2 separate regions of the Homo sapiens genome follow, and region 1 is linked to region 2. The links are chromatin loops, found by intact Hi-C in ENCODE. Cell type or tissue: PC-3. All regions are shown on one strand. Each heading gives the region's core, and the rest is flanking DNA. Links, peaks and the distances in the headings are about the cores only. Region 1 overlaps CNTN5 (contactin 5). Region 2 overlaps CNTN5 (contactin 5).

Region 1 (8,346 bases), core at 301-8,300, 710 kb after region 2:
GCCTGCTTCCTACTGGAAGGGAATAATCCCTAATTCCTACATCCAGTTGCTGGGTCCGGGGAAAAGCTACCTATACAATAGTCTCTTTAAAAGTTGGGTAACCCCGTGAAACCCCGTCTCTACTAAAAATACAAAAAATTAGCCCGGTGCAGTGGCAGGCGCCTGTAGTCCCAGCTACTAGGGAGGCTGAGGCAAGAGAATGGCGTGAAGCCGGGAGGCGGAGCTTGCAGTGAGCCGAGATAGCACCACTGCAGTCCGCCCTGGGGGAAAGAGCGAGACTCCGTCTCAAAACAAAAACAAAAACAAAAGTTCTGTAACCCACTGTGTTATAATAGAAAGTGAATTAAGAAGTCAACATCTTAGGTTCATTTATTTTTTTCTACATGTATTATTCGTACCTACTATGTACTAGGCATTGTTGTAAGATCCTGTCCTTATGGAGCTTACCTTTTAGAAGAGATTACGTTCTAAGGTGTGTTAGTTAAACAAATTATCTCCTGAAAATCCCAATGAAGGATTTTTATCAGAATTCACCTTCCTGTAAAACATAAAGTAAATTATGTCCCAGTTCCTCCAGTTGTCTTGAGTTTAACTCCTCTACTTTGATATTTTCTTACATATTTTCTCAATAGTAAAACTTGAGGTACAAAATTTTAAAAAGTAGAAGGTATATGTTTATTTTGTACAGCAACACATAGACTATTTCACCAATTTTGGTTAAAATTTCCTATGAATGCTGTGGACCATAAGAAGATTGAACAATGAAGATTGAATTTATTGACTCACTATTTTTTGATCAGGAGATCAAAATTGTTTGATACCTACTATGTGTTAGAATTGATACTGAATAAAAACAATTAAATATTATTTTAGTAGAATAAGCCAAATTTCTGGATAAACGGGAAGCCTACTGAAATAGCTTCTTCCTTCCTCTCATCTTTACTGAGGTATAATTGACAAACAGACGTTATATACGTTTAAGTTGTACAACTTGATGTATTGATATATACCTTGTGTATCACCAGAAACTAACATATTCATCACCTCATACGGTTACCATCGTTTGTGTGTGTAGAGAACATAAAATCCACCTGCTGAGTGGATTTCAGGTATACAATACGGTATTGTTAACTACAGTCACGTTGCTGTACTTTAGATTTCCAGATCTTGCAAAACTGAAACTTTGTACACCTTGACCACCGTCTCCTCATTCATCCTCCCCCAGCCCCTGACAACCACCGTTCTGCTCTGCTTCTACGAACTGAATAGCTCCTCTTGATTTCTTTTTCTTTCTCTTTTTTTTCTCTCTTTCTTTTTCTTTCTCTTTCTCTGTCCCTCTCTCTCTTTCTTTTTCATATTTAAGTGCTGAAATTACGAGATTGGTAGATTTAAGATTTCTTTTGAGCGTGGGACAAAACACAGACACTTGAATAGATGGAAAGCAGAACTCTATTACTTGCAGCTTTCAACAAAGTTGCAGGGCTAGACAGAGGTTGCACCTATGAACAGTGTAACAGCAAGCTTATCTGTGGTAAGCAGGGTGGGGTTAGCTAGGTTTCTCAGACTTACTGTGGATTGGCTAATTTGAATAATTTTGACAGGATCTGGAGCCTAGGAGCTGTTCCTTTTAGTGTGGAACCTAGGCCTGGGGCAATGAGGGCTGGTGTAGAGGAGCCCAGAATGTAAGGGTCTGATGAAGAAGGGGTTGGAGTGTGAACTTCATCAGCTGCCCAAGAAGGGGAACAGATTGGCCTCCAGTCAAGGCCTCAAAATGGGGTCAAAACAGCATTTTTAAACAGCTGTGTTAGACGATTGTATCTAATGTGTTTAATCTATCTCTGTAACATATAGTTTTCTTACATCCAAGATCTAGCAGGGGTAAATGTATTACTTGTTTCAAGCTCAGGAAACAATACCAGTTAACCATGTATGTGAGATCATAATTATCGAAGTGTGAAATTAATAGTAGAAGGATACATTGACGGTGATATTTATACCAAAAATTTTAAATATACTGCAGTAGGCCTATCTATATGTATCTATATCTATAAAATAGAGACAATACCTACTCAAAGTAATTATGTATTAAATAAGATACAGTCTTATTTATATATAAAATATAGCCTTGTATACAGTTCTTTCTATCACCTTTCACAATAAACAGATGGATCAGCTGTGGGGAATTACAAAGTTTGTGATCACTTACACCAAAATACATAAGAAAATCATAAAAGCCTGGGAAATTAAGGAATTAAACAGCAGTGTTCCCAAGCACAGTGAACTTAGCAAGTCTCATATTTTGACTAATAATGCCTTCTGTCGTCAAGTTTCAGAATAGTCTCCACGTTTTGCCCTCTTTTTTTACTTTTGTCAAAGGGAAAAAACTCTTTAACCACCCTGTAACACACATGCACACACACACAAACACACACACACACACACGCACACGCACACACAGTCTTTCAATAAACCTTTCAAAGTCCAACTCAAGTTGTGCTCTTACCATGAATTTCTTTACCACCTTCTCAATCAACTTACTCTAAATAACTTATCATATTCTTCGTATTTATTGTTCTCCTGAAGCTCCTGTAATTATCTTCCAGTTTAAACGTTCTTATAGTCCAAGGTGGAATACAAGTGTTACATTACTGTTGATAAAAAATATATAACCATGAAGCAATACAACATCTTCTTTCTGACCAGTGAATTAAGAAGATTAGAACTACATTCCAGGTAGTTTGAAAAAGTGGATAGATATCTAGACTCAGAATCAGAATTTATTTCTTGGTGTCTGCTTTTTCAATTTCTTTATTTCTGGTCTCTGTTTTGCAGTTTATTAGTTCTGAAACATAGGGAAAGCACTGAAAAAATAATCCAAGCATATGGGTTCTAATCTTTGGATTCTTTCCAAATAACTGTAATTTGAATATATATTTTCTATGAGGCATAATTTATTCTATTTAAAATTGGTGTAATTCCAAACTTCCCATTTCACACAAGAGTTATGAAGATAAATTAATCCTTGAATTCAAAAACTATTTCCTGAGTCCCTAATGTAGATTTGTTACTCGACTAAGCCTTCAGGATAGAACGAGTACAGTGTTTTACCAATCAGAAGATGCATCTTTTTCACTTTTTAACGTCACTAAAATAAAATATCATACCATCGGTGATGTCCAGTGATTACCATGAACTATATTTTCATAGCATAAAATCTTTGAAATTGTGATGCATCCTTAGTGAAATATATTTATACTTCTTCAAGTTTAGTTGAGGAAACAAAGTTCATAGAACTAAACAGAAAACGTCTATGCAGTATCGTTAGAGAAATACTATGAGATCACAGAAAAGGAGGCACACAAATTAGTTTAGATGGTCTTAAGGACTGAATTATGCCTCCCGACTTCAAATCATATGTTGACATCTTAACCCCAAGTACCTCAGAATGTGACTGAGTTTGGAGATAGAGCCTTTAAAGTGATGATTAAGATGAGGTCATTAGGATGGGCCCTAATCCAGTCTGACTGGTATCTTATAAGAGAGGGAAGTTTGGATACTCAGACACAGTGAGGAGGTGGCCACCCACAAGCTAAGCAGAGAGGTTTCAGAAGAAACCAAACCTGTCAACATCTTGATCTTAAATTTCTAGTCTCCAGAACGATGAGAAAATAAACTTTTATTGTTTAAGCCACCCAGTCTGTGGTATTTGGCTATAGTAGCTCTAGGAAATTGAAATAGGTGGTCCAAGAGAGCTTTTAGACAAATTGATGTCCAGTTCATTTCAGGATAAGTTGGAATTTACCAGCTGAAGAAATAATAGAAGGAAAGTGCTGAAAGCAGAAAAAATAACCCAGAAAAGGCAGGCTATAAAAATGATACATTCATAAGACAGTAACGTGTGTGTGTGTGTGTGTGTGTGTGTATGTGTGTGTAGAACCTGGAGTGTAGAAAGTGAGCTTACTAAAGGAAGAAATGTTGAGTGAGAAATGAAGCTGAAGAGGTATTCAAATGCCACAGGACCTGGGGCTTGAAATTCAGGCAAAGGAACTCGTACTCTATCCCATAGGCAGTAGAGGGGGTTTTAGGCATGTAGAAGGAATGTAAATAATAAGGTGGCTTTTTAAAAAATGTATGTCAAAAGTTTTTTTCTATTGTCATGAAGCAAAATATTAGAATCACCTCTAGCTTACGCTTGTTATACTTATGAGAATAAATTGTATGTGTATGTGTATGTATTTGTGGATAAGGGACCAGATACCTTACAAGGCCCAGATGTAATAAATATAGACGATAGATTAAGAGTTCAAACATCTGAGTCTTCTGGGGCCTAGTACCCTTCTGTCTTTTATTTTGACCACCTTGTTCTGTGTTGCTCACTTTGATTTAGACTTTGCTGTCTTTATAGCTGTTCTCCAAACATTCCTCTTACTGCACTTACCACATAGAGCATAATTGTTATTCCCTTATGAACTTTAAAAGTTTATTTATAATAATATAAATTTGGAAACTAAAATAACCTAAAGCTCAAGTTGCCCGTCTTAAAATATGGGTAGTTCCTTTATCAAGATGGTTCATATGAGGAAGTGGTGAAAATGATAGGGTTGACACTCAATTATTAAATATATAAAATCTAGCTTTTACTTTAAAGAAGTACATAGTAGGGAAAGTGTGAAATTTAACTTCAAGACAGATTGTATTTTTTCGGAATCTTTTACACCTCCGATTTGCCTTTACGTTATCTGAAACAAAGATCAGGCTTAAAAAACATAAATATTAAAATATTCATCCATTTTGAAGGAATAAGTAAATAAAACACATCTCTCTGAAAAATTCTGGGATTCCATTTGACCTGAACATGTATCTTATTACTAGAGAAGATGGAAAGGTGGAGGGGCTTGGAGATGGGAGAAAAAACTAAAGTGCTATGAATGATTATACAACAGTGCCCCCTGATGGGAAGAATGGGGTCTGAAATTCAGATGAGATTTCTTACCAAGTCAATTACATGACTTATTCTTCGTTTTTGCTTCCATTTAAAGAGATTTTTGTAGCGATGCATCAGTTTTACTATAGAATCTGACATACAGTATGCACTGAAAATATATGAGTAAATCGAACTGAAGCATTAAGTCTAGGCAAGGAGCTTTTAAAAACTTTAGCTGGCACAAGGGACTAGGTGTGTTAAATATGACCATAACCTTGAGTTGTCTGTAGGGTAAAATACATTGATCTTTATATGTTAAGCTTTTGGCAAGTGCTATTTCCCCTACTAATTTACCCACACTTGGTGATAAATCTATCTTCGATCTCAAAACATTATCAAATACTATAATATTATTTCAAAATTTTAACAGTATAATTAGTTCAGATTTAAATAATCTTGAGGAAGAATGATTTCAATTTTAAAGCAAAAGTGTTTTTCAAATAACCAAAAGAAAATAGTTTTGCTTTATTTTTTGTTATTAACTAGGCATATTAATGTGGTCAATAAGAACTGTAGCTTTTCCTTCTCTAAAGGGGTGTAGGAATGGAAAGCAATGAGTACTGAAAAGGTAAGAAAAATTTGTACAATCTAGGGTTTGAATTCAAACCCCAGAGTAGTTGCATGGAACAAATTTACTCATCTTAATAATTGTCATGGGTGCATGGTAAATAAAAGGAGAACTTGTTTGTTAAGAATGAGGCATTATCATAGTATTGGTAATGCATTCTATAAATAAGATTTATGTTTTGAGAAACTCAAGTAAGAAAGCAGGAATGGAATTATCCGTTTTTGAAGTGAAAGAGAAGAAATGTGGAGAGACTGTGTGTGTTAGGTCTGCATCTGGCTCCTAGGGAGATTTGAATGAATTAGAAGGAGGCTTCCTTTCCTCTTGATGTTTGTAGTCCTGACTTGGTAAGTAGACACAGGCTGGATTGCAGGCCCTAGCCACACCCTCAGCAGGCATCAGGTATAATTATCAACCTGCACCATCAGAGGTTGCAGCAACTCATTCAGTGATACATATTTGCTGGATATGCATGAAACACTCTAGTGAATTTGAACATTTTTAACTGAAGAAATATGGATATCTAGCATTCATTATAGATAATCTCCCTTGACACCCTTCTAAAAAATTCATGAACCCGTAGGAAGTAGCATCTCACTGCCTTACTGAACATGGTAAGTATGCTGTTAAATCTAACTATCTGCTTATGTTTTCTGCTCAGCTTAAATGCTCTTTATTTTATATTACTACTATTTATTTTTGCCAATTCAAACTTTACCTATTTTATTGTTTGCATCTTGAATCCCACATTTTCTAGAAACACTTTAGCTCAGAATATTATCTTTGTCTTTGGAATTCTGATTTCAAAGTAATGTGTTGTCTGGAACATTTATGTTTTCTTACTATCTAAGTCTGAATCAGCAAGGCAGGTATTCAGTGAGATAAAAGAATAATAATATCATATAACATTGTTTAAATTATTGGGATTCTAATTAGAACGACTAACAGTTTGCACCAATCAAAACTTACATAAACCATTAATTTCAATATTTTGGAATTTAACATTGAATGGTAATGTTTCTTTAAGTAGCTACGGAACTATATTTGTCCAATTCAGTTGCACCTTTTTATTCTTTTTGTATTTCCAAATTCTGAGATTCAGTATGTTACTAACACCTCCTGTCTCATAATCTATTTAGTGTGCCTTAAGGTAAGATAGGCTGCTTAAGGATGCTTTGAATTTACAGGAAAGGGATATCTCTGTGGTACCAGAATTTATTTGAGAAAAAACAACTTCAAATGTAGTTTTCAAACTGTGCAGACTGTCACCTTACTGACATCAGTAAGCAAATGTTCTTAAACTTGTATCAAGTATCTGAATAGTCACTTACTTAACTGTTCAATGAAGTTAACCACTAGGAGACAAGTTTGCCCTAAGCTTAACCCAGACAGGAGATTTCACCTTCTAGAGTTAATTTACAGCTTAAGAACAAGCCCTTCAAAATCTTTCTACTAATTGTTTTACTCAATTTAGAAAGTTCATTTAAATGAGAATTCTTTTTTATCTACCTTAAGGCAGGTTAAGTATTTTTTTCCATTACATTTACATATCATGTCTTGCCGCTATGTTTGGTGTTATACATTATTATATAGACATGTGAACAGTTTTGCATAAATATGCCCAGTAAGGTTGTAAGTACTAATTTCCCCCTGATTTCCTCCATTAAGGGTGCAACATTTTACTAACAAGAAGAAAAGTATCTTAATTTCATGATTCACAAGTGAGGAAAATCAGATTTTTCAACACTGAAAATTAGAATCTATAAAAGAGAAATAGGGGAAATGTAACTACTAAATGTTATGTGCAAGCAACAACATAAAGATTAGTCCATGTAATTATAACACAACCAATGGAATTCAGCAAGTACTTTACTACTTAAAGTAGGAGGAAGTGTAAAGACGGATGGACAGTCCAAGTCCCAGCTCAGTCTCTTGTGAATGTGGATAAGTCAGTTTAAATTCTAAGTTCACTGATTCTGTGTTCTCTCCTGCAAAAAGTCAGAATGGCAATGCTTATCATGTAGAAAGATTGGCATTTAAACAATTGTTTTGTAAATTCTAGAGTATATTCTAAATATGAGTTACATCAGATTGTACTTAACACGTAAGATTTTCTAATAAGACTGGAATGGAAAGAAGGAAACCTTGGTTCAGTAACCAATCATTTGTGCTCCTTTGTCAAATCATTTAATATTTTTGAATGACAGCTTTAAGTGGGATTGTGTGAGCTTTAAATAGAGTTGTGGTAAGAAGGAGGAAAAAACAATCTCTTGGGCTTTTTCTAGCTCTAAAACACTTTAATTCTGTCATTTATAGCTTTGTTTTTAAAAGCAAGTCAGATGGTTTAATATTTATAGATTCATACACTATATTCAAGAAAGTATTAGAGACTTGTGCAAGATTCCATGACAAGTCAGCAGCTGTGTTGAGATAAGAAATTTACGCTGGATCCTAAAATCTGTCATCCTGCCTAGCGTTCCTTCTACTGAAACTCTCTGCCTTGATAGTAATACTTCTAGTTACTATAATCTAATTGAATCTCTTCATGTAGATCATTCTAGAAAATATTGATATGTTGGGCATACTTCCAGTCAATGTTTTAGAGCCTGTGCTAATGCATCAGAATAATTAGAAACACAAGGCAAAGCTTCTGCCTTCAGAAAGCTCACAGTCTCACAGAGGACTTTACCTACTGACATGTTTATCTTAGCTTGTGTGGCTAAACTCAGCAACATGCAACATGCTTTGAATAGTTAAAATTGGACAGCTACTCTCAACATTAGCCATGAAGCACTTC
Region 2 (8,346 bases), core at 285-8,284:
ACAGTTTTAATTATGAAACTTGGGAATCTTTTAGAGTATTATAATGAAGTAGAAAAAAGGATTTAAGTGATTTTATTCCATGGCATATATGTAAGGGAACATCCATTTGCCCTATAATACTTCTTAATTTTTCCCAGACTGGCAGGTTTTCTTTTTTTCCTAGTAATAAATGTTTAATGGAAGCCCTAAATCAAACAGAAACTCAGCAAGAAATGTAGATGAGAGTATATTTCTGTGTTTGACAAATTTTGGGTAAACTTTAATTCATGGGCTTTTTAAAGGTAGTAGCGATTTTAGAGCATTTGATAATAAAGCAGAGAATATATCTCTTGAAATATGCACTACTTTTCTGTGTTTTAAAATTCAAATGTCAACTTGTATATAAATTCTAGTTTTTCTGTTACAATATTAAAGGAGGTTAATAGACAACAAATTTGAAACCGTAATAGTATTTAATCGTCATTGTATCTGAACCAAAGTTTACTTATGCTTAATTTTAATAATGTCATATAAATTGTTTTAGAATGAATATATACACTAAAAATTCCTCAGTAGAACTGAATATGATAAAACATAAAATTACCATAGTGCAATTGAGTGGAAGGCAGTTTAAATATTGCTGAATTTCTGGTATTACATTGCTTGTACAGATGCCTTCTCCTGATGCTTTAATTGACAAATTATGACAAGCAATTTATGTGTTTGGGGGAATGAATTCAAGTTTTAAGACTTTTTCTTTAAACACTGAATATTTAAAGATGGCGCGATAAGTGTAGCAGAGATGAGGTAAAAGACGGTGACTAAAAAGGTTAATATTTTATCTGAAGTCTTTTATATCCTAAGTATATAACCCCAGTTTGCAAATAAAATAAAGAAAATATAAAACATGTCCTTGAAGCCCAATGAATAGTCATTTTAGTTCTTTGAATTTTTACTTTCCTTAGTTATTTATTTTCCTAAAACTTACATTCAATTCTTTAACATTTTCAAATAACAGTAATCTTAGTAAGAAGGAGTAGTTATCTGAGATTGAAGTTAAGTGATCCAGAATTGATTTTATGAAAATTATACATATTAACTGTTTTAAAAATATATGACTGTGTTTGTTTGTTTCTCATTCTTTAACGTGGTCTTGTTAGTAAGTGCCACAGTGAGTAATTTAATGCAATTTCAACATTAATTTACTCACATAAATGGTCTACTGTGGACAGTGGCAGTACAAAGGAAGAATATAAAAGAGAATAAATAGTTCAAACCTGGTGGAGGAAATACACCCATAGGGTGAATATAATTCAATGTGAAATGTGCAGTCATAGAGGTATATGTGACTAAGATACAGATTTTCAATATTTCTCCTTCTGGAGACTTCTGTTACTTTTCTCCTAATGAGTCTTTCCAGCTTGGACAATTTCATGCTAACATTAGTTCTCTAACTGCTGCATTTACTTTTCAGTGCCTAAGTTATTTTAAAGTGACTTTGGTTCCAAGATTCACCTAACCACTTTAAATGAATGTGATGTTTTTTGACATCTCATTATGTTGCTAACTTTAATATCTCAGAGCCATCTAATCTCTCATGGTATAGCCAAACTCAAGGTAAAAATGAATGTGGCTGAGATGCTGTGGAAAAAAATGCCATTTCTATATGTTATAAATAAGACTGATTTCTTTCATTTATGTAGTATGATATATTAATGCTGCTGATAAAACTTATTTTGCAGGAGTGGATTAACTATGAAGCCAATGAAGCTTTGCTTATATGGCCGTTTCCAAATAGTAATAGTAGTAATAGTGGCAGAAGTCATAGTAAACATTATTTTAATAATTATAATAATATAGCTAACATAGGGAGTCATATGGATTAAAGGATGTGGTATTTGAATTTTAGGTTCAGTTTTGACTTTAAAACTTATTAGCTGTATAATTTTGGACAAGTAAAATCTTTCTTTACGTACAAAATACCTGTCATAATATTATATACAAGAAAAAATATCTACTTTTCAATGGTAAAAAAATTATAGTATTAAAATCATTAAAGGTTTGAGTCTAGGAAGAAATTTTTATTTTACTTCAATTTTCATTCTAAGCTTATCTGTCTACCCAAATATTCTATTTTTTTTTTAATGAGACACAATCCTGTTCTAATTGTGGAAGGGGATATTGAGATCTTTAGAACATCAGCATTTAAAGATTATTCTGTGTATCTCATCTTTTATTCAAAGAATTTTCTTGAATGTATACTTCTAATAAATCTGGTATGTTTGATACCATATGCTTTTGGGGATTCAAAGGAAGTGAGAAGTTTGACCACTGACATTGAAAAGATGGAAAATCGTTCAGTCAGGACACAGCTTAATAAGAAACTTAAGGAAAAAATACCTGTAAAAGACTGTAGAAACACTGGAGGAACAGAAATGGTCATTGTGGTGATGGATTAAACTGACTTCTTAGACAAACTCTTTTCAGTTGGTGGGAAGAGAGGCAGAAACAAAACAAATGTGTAGGAAAACAGTAGGAAAGCTAATTAATGTACAGAAAGAATGCTTTTAATGCAAAGAGAGAGGTTAAAAATTATAAAATGAGGAAATTTGGAGGATTCTAAGATAAACTGAAAAAATTGGGATTTTGTTCCAAAGCAAGAGAATAATATTTATCTCAAGATTAGATGATATTTGAGTTTCTTCTCAGTTTTTCCCTTTACTGTGACTTGTACAGGTCACCTTGCTTCTCTCCCTAGTTTATTAATTTCTCAATCAAAAGAATTATAATCAATGAATTTAAAGCATATTCTTCAGGTTTTGATCCACTGTTACTCTATGACTGTGTGAGTTAGGAGGTTTTGACAAAGAGAAGAATGGAATGAAATGAAAATCTAGGGATTGACAACTGCATCTAGAATGAACTCCACAGAAGAGAGAGAAGAGAGAAGAAACCACATTCATGGCATATGGTGAGGTCACAAAAAGAGCATGGGCTTCTTAGACTCAGGTTTAACCCAGGTGTTTCCCTGAGCAACACCATAACCTTTCTATGTTTTCATTTCTTTCCCTGTAAAAGATGATATTGACTACTAACTCATAGTTTTTTTTTGCGAGAAGGAAATGAGACTGTAGATTTAGGAATCAAAATTACTTCCTTCATATCTTTAGCTATAGATGCTTACAAAATTTCTTTTTATCCTTAGACTTTTTAAGGTATAAAATTATTTAAATTTTGTATAAATATATGTGGATACAATGACTCTAGTATTCTAAATATGCAGAAAATCACTATTTTCTTGGCTGGATGCTGTGTATTCATGTATGTTTGCTGATGGTGACATGTTTTATTTTAATGACCTTATTTTATTTGCTCATTTTGACAGTGATTACCTCTTCTGGACATTTTACTTTAATTTTGTTTTGTTGGGCTAGAAAAGGGATGTCCTTCATTTCCCTTTACAAAATTATTTAGAGCATAGATTCTATTTTGTAAGTAGAGGAAGATATTTCACATAATGTCTTTTGAATCCTGTGTGATAACAAAATAGTACAGAATACATTCATTTGAAATTAATAATGTTCCCCAATTATATTATTTTTTCACTTTTATTGTCTGTTTTGCTACTTCAAAAAAGTGATCTTATGAAACAGACTTGTGCTATAAATGTGGCGTCTAATGCTAACTCTCTTTTTTTTTTTTTTTTTTGAGATGGAATCTCGCTCTGTCGCCCAGGCTGGAGTGCAGTGGCGCGATCTCGGTTCACTGCAACCTCCGCCTCCCGGGTTCACGCCATTCTGCTGCCTCAGCCTCCCGAGTAGCTGCGACTGGAGGCGCTCGCCACCACGCCTGGCTAATTTTTATTTTTATTTTTATTTTTGTATTTTTAGTAGAGACTGGGTTTCACCGTGTTAGCCAGGATGGTCTTGATCTCCTGACCTCGTGATCCGCCCGTCTCGGCCTCCCAAAGTGCTGGGATTACAGGCGTGAGCCACCACGCCTGGCCTAATGCTAACTCTTTAAAACAAACTGAAACTGAAATCTTTTAAATTGTGAATTGTAATTGTATTTTACAGCAAAAATACAATGATTTAAGCTTGCAAACATTTTACAATTTTTTTTCCAAAAATGACATCTAGATATATTACTATGGTAGCTTTTTTGGATTGGCTACTATGTCAATGAGTTATTATAAAATAAAAACACATTTTATTATATGTGTGGTAAATCATATAATATTTTAAGTATGTATGTCCTTTATACCCGTGCAATAAGTAAACCTCTTCCTGAAACATTTACTGATTATTCTACTGTTGCAGAAGATATAATATAGTAGAAAGAAATGGAAGAAAGAAATCTCAGATAAGAATATTTTCTTTCAAAAAGGTATGAGAAAAATTTATTGGGTCTGGAACTATTGGATAGAGAGGAAAAAAAGGTGAAGAAAGCCACCAAGCAGACAGGAGAGGGAGCTGATAGAAAGCAATTTTGTACTGTTCACTGAGGAAGTCATTAAATAAATATTCATACCATGAGCTATTTGAAAAAAAAACCAAACAAACCTGGAATTGATATTTCACCTGAAACAAAGGTGTCTTTTAATCTTTGCTCCATGTATTTTTCTTATAAGATAATAGTTCTTAAGATCTAAATTCATGGCTTAGTTTTTCTTTCTTTTTTTTTTTATTATTATACTTTAAGTTTTAGGGTACATGTGCACAATGTGCAGGTTAGTTACATATGTATACATGTGCCATGCTGGTGCGCTGCACCCATTAACTCGTCATCTAGCATTAGGTATATCTCCCAATGCTATCCCTCCCCCCTCCCCCCACCCCACAACAGTCCCCAGAGTGTGATGTTCCCTTTCCTGTGTCCATGTGTTCTCATTGTTCAATTCCCACCTATGAGTGAGAATATGCGGTGTTTGGTTTTTTGTTCTTGCGATAGTTTACTGAGAATGATGACTTCCAATTTCATCCACGTCCCTAAAAAGGACATGAACTCATCCTTTTTTATGGCTGCATATTATTCCATGGTGTATATGTGCCACATTTTCTTAATCCAGTCTATCATTGTTGGACATTTGGGTTGGTTCCAACTCTTTGCTATTGTGAATAATGCCGCAATAAGCATACGTGTGCATGTGTCTTTATAGCAGCATGATTTATAGTCCTTTGGGTATATAGCCAGTAATGGGATGGCTGGGTCAAATGGTATTTCTAGTTCTAGATCCCTGAGGAATCGCCACACTGACTTCCACAATGGTTGAACTAGTTTACAGTCCCACCAACAGTGTAAAAGTGTTCCTATTTCTCCACATCCTCTCCAGCACCTGTTGTTTCCTGACTTTTTAATGATTGCCATTCTAACTGGTGTGAGATGGTATCTCATTGTGGTTTTGATTTGCATTTCTCTGATGGCCAGTGATGGTGAGCATTTTTTCATGTGTTTTTTGGCTGCATAAATGTCTTCTTTTGAGAAGTGCCTGTTCATGTCCTTCACCCACTTTTTGATGGGGTTGTTTGTTTTTTTCTTGTAAATCTGTTTGAGTTCACTGTAGATTCTGGATATTAGCCCTTTGTCAGATGAGTAGGTTGCGAAAATTTTCTCCCATTTTGTAGGTTGCCTGTTCACTCTGATGGTAGTTTCTTTTGCTGTGCAGAAGCTCTTTAGTTTAATTAGATCCCATATGTCAATTTTGGCTTTTGTTGCCATTGCTTTTGGTGTTTTAGACATGAAGTCCTTGTCCATGCCTATGTCCTGAATGGTATTGCCTAGGTTTTCTTCTAGGGTTTTTATGGTTTTAGGTCTAACGTTTAAGTCTTTAATCCATCTTGAATTGATTTTTGTATAAGGTGTAAGGAAGGGATCCAGTTTCAGCTTTCTGCATATGGCTAGCCAGTTTTCCCAGCACCATTTATTAAATAGGGAATCCTTTCCCCATTGCTTGTTTTTGTCAGGTTTGTCAAAGATCAGATAGTTGTAGATATGCGGCGTTATTTCTGAGGGCTCTGTTCTGTTCCATTGATCTATATCTCTGTTTTGGTACCAGTACCATGCTGTTTTAGTTACTGTAGCCTTGTAGTATAGTTTGAAGTCAGGTAGTGTGATGCCTCCAGCTTTGTTCTTTTGGCTTAGGATTGACTTGGCAATGCGGGCTCTTTTTTGGTTCCATATGAACTTTAAAGTAGTTTTTTCCAATTCTGTGAAGAAAGTCATTGGTAGCTTGATGGGAGTGGCATTGAATCTGTAAATTACCTTGGGCAGTATGGCCATTTTCACGATATTGATTCTTCCTACCCATGAGCATGGAATGTTCTTCCATTTGTTTGTGTCCTCTTTTATTTCACTGAGCAGTGGTTTGTAGTTCTCCTTGAAGAGGTCCTTCACATCCGTTGTAAGTTGGATTCCTAGGTATTTTATTCTCTTTGAAGCAATTGTGAATGGGAGTTCACTCATGAATTGGCTCTCTGTTTGTCTGTTGTTGGTGTATAAGAATGCTTGTGATTTTTGTACATTGATTTTGTATCCTGAGACTTTGCTGAAGTTGCTTATCAGCTTAAGGAGATTTTGGGCTGAGACAATGGGGTTTTCTAGATATACAATCATGTCATCTGCAAACAGGGACAATTTGACTTCCTCTTTTCCTAATTGAATACCCTTTATTTCCTTCACCTGCCTAATTGCCCTGGCCAGAACTTCCAACACTATGGTGAATAGGAGTGGTGAGAGAGGGCATCCCTGTCTTGTGCCAGTTTTCAAAGGGAATGCTTCCAGTTTTTGCCCATTCAGTATGATATTGGCTGTGGGTTTGTCATAGATAGCTCTTATTATTTTGAAATACGTCCCATCAATACCTAATTTATTGAGAGTTTTTAGCATGAAGCGTTGTTGAATTTTGTCAAAGGCCTTTTCTGCATCTATTGAGATAATCATGTGGTTTTTGTCTTTGGTTCTGTTTATATGCTGGATTATATTTATTGATCTGTATATATTCAACCAGCCTTGCATCCCAAGGATGAAGCCCACTTGATCATGGTGGATAAGCTTTTTGATGTGCTGCTGGATTCGGTTTGCCAGTATTTTATTGAGGATTTTTGCATCAATGTTCATCAAGGATATTGGTCTAAAACTCTCTTTTTTGTTTGCGTTTCTGCCCGGCTTTGGTATCAGGATGATGCTGGCCTCATACAATGAGTTAGGGAGGATTCCCTCTTTTTCTATTGATTGGAATAGTTTCAGAAGGAATGGTACCAGTTCCTCCTTGTACCTCTGGTAGAATTCGGCTGTGAATCCATCTGGTCCTGGACTCTTTTTGGTTGGTAAGCTATTGATTATTGCCACAATTTCAGACCCTGTTATTGGTCTATTCAGAGATTCAACTTCTTCCTGGTTTAGTCTTGGGAGAGTGTATGTGTCGAGGAATTTATCCATTTCTTCTAGATTTTCTAGTTTATTTGCGTAGAGGTGTTTGTAGTATTCTCTGATGGTAGTTTGTATTTCTGTGGGATCGGTGGTGATAACCCCTTTATCATTTTTTATTGCGTCTATTTGATTCTTCTCTCTTTTTTTCTTTATTAGTCTTGCTAGCAGTTTATCAATTTTGTTGATCCTTTCAAAAAACCAGCTCCTGGATTCATTAATTTTTTGAAGGGTTTTTTGCATCTCTATTTCCTTCAGTTCTGCTCTGATTTTAGTTATTTCTTGCCTTCTGCTAGCTTTTGAATGTGTTTGCTCTTGCTTTTCTAGTTCTTTTAATTGTGATGTTAGGGTGTCAGTTTTAGATCTTTCCTGCTTTCTCTTGTGGGCATTTAGTGCTATAAATTTCCCTGTACACACTGCTTTGAATGTGTCCCAGAGATTCTGGTATGTTGTGTCTTTGTTCTCGTTGGTTTCAAAGAACATCTTTATTTCTGCCTTCATTTCATTATGTACCCAGTAGTCATTCAGGAGCAGGTTGTTCAGTTTCCATGTAGTTGAGCGGTTTTGAGTGAGATTCTTAATCCTGAGTTCTAGTTTGATTGCACTGTGGTCTGAGAGATAGTTTGTTATAATTTCTGTTCTTTTACATTTGCCGAGGAGAGCTTTACTTCCAAGTATGTGGTCAATTTTGGAATAGGTGTGGTGTGGTGCTGAAAAAAATGTATATTCTGTTGATTTGGGGTGGAGAGTTCTGTAGATGTCTATTAGGTCCGCTTGGTGCAGAGCTGAGTTCAATTCCTGGGTATCCTTGTTGACTTTCTGTCTCGTTGATCTGTCTAATGCTGACAGTGGGGTGTTAAAGTCTCCCACTGTTAATGCGTGGGAGTCTAAGTCTCTTTGTAGGTCACTCAGGACTTGCTTTATGAATCTGGGTGCTCCTGT

The links. Peaks named below come from ENCODE experiments on the same cell type or tissue, not always from the same donor. Only the 100,000 strongest peaks of a DNase experiment are listed, where the experiment ranks them.
Region 1: a loop joins it to region 2, with 12 times the contacts of the local background. A loop is called at or near these places in 7 of 110 quality-filtered maps.

What each region holds. Positions count from the first base shown.
Region 1 is chr11:99,734,721-99,743,066 of GRCh38, forward strand. The region is part of intron 3 of CNTN5 (contactin 5); the gene reads left to right. Among named protein-coding and RNA genes, the nearest start is that of CNTN5, 720 kb to the left of the region's middle. In PC-3, for the core only: a CTCF peak has its summit at 4,946 (motif pointing left); a DNase peak (open chromatin) is centred at 4,951; H3K27me3 peaks cover 1,609 bases.
Region 2 is chr11:99,027,112-99,035,457 of GRCh38, forward strand. All of the region lies in intron 1 of CNTN5 (contactin 5), which reads left to right. Among named protein-coding and RNA genes, the nearest start is that of CNTN5, 10 kb to the left of the region's middle. In PC-3, for the core only: a CTCF peak has its summit at 4,415 (motif pointing right); no DNase peak of the experiment used is centred there; H3K27me3 peaks cover 527 bases.